Linked DNA regions of Mus musculus: region 2 is linked to region 1. Evidence: chromatin loops called from intact Hi-C (ENCODE). Cell type or tissue: heart. All regions are shown on one strand.

What was found. A loop is a pair of places that touch in the nucleus more often than their neighbours do. Peaks named below come from ENCODE experiments on the same cell type or tissue, not always from the same donor. Only the 100,000 strongest peaks of a DNase experiment are listed, where the experiment ranks them.
Region 2: a loop joins it to region 1, with 2.4 times the contacts of the local background. A loop is called at or near these places in 2 of 42 quality-filtered maps.

Annotation. Positions count from the first base shown.
Region 1 is chr14:76,594,164-76,596,663 of GRCm38, reverse strand. No RefSeq gene overlaps it. Among named protein-coding and RNA genes, the nearest start is that of Serp2, 39 kb to the right of the region's middle. In heart, no CTCF peak of the experiment used is centred here; a DNase peak (open chromatin) is centred at 1,483.
Region 2 is chr14:76,511,158-76,513,657 of GRCm38, reverse strand. No RefSeq gene overlaps it. Among named protein-coding and RNA genes, the nearest start is that of 4930444M15Rik, 8.4 kb to the left of the region's middle. In heart, no CTCF peak of the experiment used is centred here; no DNase peak of the experiment used is centred here; H3K27ac peaks cover 940 bases.

The DNA of each region.
Region 1 (2,500 bases):
ATTTTTTTAGAAGACAGCTGGGTCTAGGAAGGGGATATCCTGGAAGGTTTGAGGTGACTTGATCCTGTTGCTAAGCAGGGAGTCGTGGAGGGCATTTATTGGAACTGCTGTCCCCAGCAGTAGGAAAATTGGAAGAACACATGCAGCTTGAGCAGAGTAATTTCAAGCAAGGGAGAAACAAACACCTGCCATTCAAAGTAAAGGACATGAGGAAGGAAGAATGGCAGGCTCTTTGAGATGTGTGGAGACTGTCAGGTACGAGTGGGGCATCCCAACTGGAGAGACCTCCGAGTCCTTTCTTCTCACCAGGATGTCATCTTCTAAAATCCAGAACTCAAAAATGCTACCATTGGCCGGGTGTGGTGACACACGCCTTTAAACCCAGCACTTGGGAGGCAGAGGCAGGTGGATTCCTGAGTTCGAGGCCAGCCTGATCTACAGAGTGAGTGAGTGAGTTCCAGGACAGCCAGGGCTACACAGAGAAACCCTGTCTCGGAAAACAAAAATGCTCCCATGGTGGCACACAAGAAACAGTTGTATCTGCTCTATAGCAAGGTTTGGGTTGTGCCCTCACTGGGTAGAGCTGTGTTTTATCCACCTCCTCTGCTTCCTATACTGGAATCTGAGCTTGAGAAGACAAAAACAGAGAAGAAGGGCAAGCAAGTTTCTCAGCTAATGTTCATAGCTATTTAGATCAAACACACAGTTACAGATTTTCTAATGGGAGTGGGGAAGGAGGAAAAAAGGGGGAGGAGAGGAGAGAGAGAGAGAGAGAGAGAGAGAGAGAGAGAGAGAGAGAGAATGGTCATTTCCCTAAAGAAAAAAATTGGAAGTGTTTAGAGGAAGGTGGGGTCCCAGGAACACTCACTGAATTCAAGTCTAAACACAGCCCCACCCACCACCACCTCAAATCCATGCTCACCCAGGTAGAGCATGTTTGCAGATCAAGCTGTGAAGGGTTGCCCCCATTATTTGCCACACAGCTGAAAATGTGGCGGTTGAACCGCAACTCCTAAGCTGGCAAAGCATTTAGACCTGTGCAGCTCCTGACAACAACCTTGGCTTCAAATACTGTGCAGAGTTGCCCCTCGAGCAAATATTTGCCCTGGTTATAGCTTTGCATTTACAATATGCCAGCTGTGTTTGGAAAACAGTCCCAGTTTTAGTCAGTGGCCTTGTAAAGGAGCCTTGTATGGACTCACAGAGCGCCCTTTGGGAGGCTCCGGGGTAGGCATTACCCACTTAACTGTGAGGACGCTGCTTTCTTTTCAAAGCTCCAAGCCCATGACTTCCTTAAAAACATAGTCCATTTATGAGAATGCCAGTAGTTACTTGGGTCTCTGGAAAGATCTTGGAGCGTTTAGTGTTGCTTTTCCACTTGGCTTTAATTTTTTTTTTAATTCCCACAAGTAGCCTGCTGTGTCCTGGCAAGGGAATAAGAAAGGGAGTAAGAGTGGCTATGAGCCAAGTAACAGCGTGCAAACTATTCCTGGCTCTGTAAAACCAAGGTTCAGAGGTTCAAATCCCAGCAGGATGGACAGACACTTTGGCTCCCACAGTTGGGAGGGAACTGGAGAGATTTGCCGGTGTCTACCTAAAGATGGCCCTCTGTGCTGTTCAGGAGTCAGTGACACTTTAATGAGAGATACACCCCTGTCTTTGGGAGCTGAGTTGGTTTATAGTAAAAGTGCACACACAGGTGAAATTTGTTCACTCCATTGCCCACTAGAGAATTTTGACCCTCCCTCTTCCTGTTTTCAACTTCATAATAATCGGTTTAACTTTCATTTGAAGTACAGTTTAGAGTTGTACCCATTTAAGGCGCTGTCTTAGGGCTTGTTGGCCTGGAGAAGTAACAAGAGAAGGCCAGAGTGACTAACAGCTCTTCTGTAAGCGGCTGTCCACATTCTTTGTTTGATATTATCCTTGACACCTCGACTTTGCTAGCTAACCTCCTTATCAGCGACCTGAGTCATCATATGATTGCCTTGCAAGAAAATAGGACTCTGAGCACCTGCTATCTCTTCCTGTCCAATGCTCTAAGAAATCATTTTATAAAAGGTCATCCAGGATAAATAGGCCTTCATCTGCAAGCGCAACAGCTGGTAAGAAGCCAACTACGCTAAGAAAAAAAAAGGATAATTTGCCTTAGAATTGGGAGAAACCTTGCTGTGCATCAGAACCTCTCCCATTTAAGCAGCTGGGAGGGCTGTATCTCTCCTAACAACACATCCATGTTAGCCCTGTAACCACATGCTAAGGGAGAAACAGAGCCCTTCTGGGTCCACCAAAACCCTATTGATGCCTGACCTCTTACAAGGTTTGTTGTTGTTGTTGTTGTTGTTGTTGTTTGGGTTTGTTTGTTTGTTTGTTGGGTTTTTTTGGGTTTTTGTTGTTGTTGTTGTTGTTTGTTTGTTTGTTCGAGAGTGTCCTGGAACTCACTCTGTAGACCAGGCTGGCCTCGAACTCAGAAATCTGCCTGCCTGTGCCTCTCAAGTGC
Region 2 (2,500 bases), 83 kb after region 1:
CGGAACTTGATTTTGAGACCTTGCTCTCACACTCCCAAATCCTCCCCCAGGGGGCATTTCCTTCTCAGGCCAAGTCCGTGTGCAGGCCTGTGTTCACGCTACCCCACCCTCCTCTACTCTGCCACAGACAATGTCCCCTTCTGCTTAGTTTCCCCCGTCATCTTTCCACTCATGGCCTCTTTCAGAAGCTCTCTATGATTCTCAATATCCAACACCCAGGCCCCAAGGATCCCATCGCCCCTCCATGTCCCCTGGTCTCATAATTTACAACTGCTATCACATGTCATCGACAAAAAGTTGTTTGACAGGAGTACCAAGCCATACCCACATTGCTGACCAAGTACCTAAAAGCTATCCAGAACTAAAATAAGGCAGTGGAGGAAGGAACAAGTGAGCCTGTGCTTCTCCTCTCTTCAACGCTTCTCTTTAACGCGTGCTTCTCCTCTCTTCAAAGCTTCTCTTTAATCCGAGTTGGTTTAGGGCTGCCTGTGAGCACATGAGCATGCATAAGAGATGCTACCCCTCTGAGAGTCCTTGTCCCTTTTCAAGGCAGAGGACAGGGTGGAGCTCGGTAGCTCTCCTATTCTTAGTCCTTTGATCCTGTTGTGTGTCCCTGTGTGCTGGCCGCGAAGAGCCTTACAAATCACACACTTTCCTAGGCACCCACGCAGCCCCACTTCCCGGATCTGTGCTGTACTGGCTCATCCAATCCCATCCTGTCCTCTGCCCAGCCTAGAGCACAGTCTCCAGGCCATTAGCTTTGGGAGTAGTCACCTGCATGTAGGCGCTACCATAAGAACCTCAGAGTTCGGATTTGTTTTTGGGATCACAGGCCATTGCCTTCTGATATCTCCGTCTGTGGATCCTGTAAGTCTCCCTCCTCTGCTTTCCCAACCTTGCCTTCTGAGCATCCAGTCCTGCTCAGCTTCAAGTGCTTAGACCAAAGCCCGCCGATAGTCACAACAGGATCTAAGTTTTCTTCTTTAAGAGGTCAAATCATATGAACCATTATATGATTCAGCCGCAAAATTTTAAGGAGCAGCTATTAGGGCTGATGAGATGACTCAGTTGGGCAAAGGTTCTCGCTGCCAAGCCCGATGACCTGAGTAATAAACTCTATTCCCACACAGCAGGAGGGAACCAACCCCTACTGTTGTTCTCTGACCACCACACCTAGTAATAGCATGCACGCCACCTCAAAATAATTTTTATTTATTTATTTTTAATAAAAAATAATTAGCTGGTATAATTAGGCTTTTAGAACACAATTTCAAATGTCTGTCTGTAGCAGGTACCGACTGAATGAGTGGCAAGTAACAACGGTTGATGGTGGAGGCTGCCACCGTGCCTTAGCAAGAGTGGAGGGCTGTGGTGGCTGAATTCTCAGGCCTGGTCCAAGGGAACAGTACTTTTGACTTGGCAGGGGCTGGGGACTGTCAGAGAGAATTAGACTCAAGACAGGAGGAATGCCACAAATTCACGTTAATAAGAGCATATCTGAAAGGCAGATCTGGCCACCGGTCTCGAGATGACCCAAGGAGCCACAGACTGACAGCTGATTGTGGTATTTCCCAAACTGAATTACACATTATGACTTTATCCAGGCAATTCTCGCTGCATAATATTTTTCTAAACAAACCACACAGGGAGGCAAGGATTTTGATAACTATGCCAAAGATTACTCTTCTCATGTGTTATTTCCGTTTCTTCCAAGTCAAACTCAAGATTCACTTAAGGGTCGGGCACATAGCTCAGTTGGTAGAGTACTTGTTTGCTTAGTATCCAGGGAGCCCTGGGATTGATCCTCAGCGCTGCATAAACTAGGCGTGTTGGCACCTGCCTATAATCTCAGCACTCAGGTGGCAGGAGGCAGGAGAGTTCAAGGTCATCTTTAATATACTTGTAAGTCTGAGTACATGAGACCCAGTCTGTCTGTCTGTCTGTCTGTCTGTCTTATACACACACACACAGAGTTTTATAGTTTTAAGTAAGTTTACAATATTGGGTTGGGTCAATTCATAGCAGTCCTTTGGTCCTGGGTTAAACATGTCACATAGACAGGTTCTTCTCTACGGAAAGACAGCAAGACATCTCTGGCACTTTGTTCTCTGAAGTTCCAGGTCTCTACCACTAGAATTTTCTTGCCCAGGTTCTCCAGGTGTAGAATTGTATTTAGGAGACCAAACTTCTTGGAACCTAAACAGTTGTTCAGACAGAGCTTAATGCACTCCGGGCTCCTGCAGAGTTCAGAGGCCTGAGGGCTGTTGAAAGGTTTTGCTGTGACAATATTTAAGTCTGGATTGGCTTGTCTTCCTCGACAATGAAACTCCTTGGAAAAACCAGTGGGCATCTCCTTTCTCCCTTTACAGTCAGCCCACTGGGTAAACTTCTGTACATGCCCAGTTTCCATTCATTTCTTCCTCTGCCCAACCATTAGGGGCACAGGGACATCATCTGAAACAGTGGCTCTCAACCTTCCTAATGGCGTGACACCTGAACA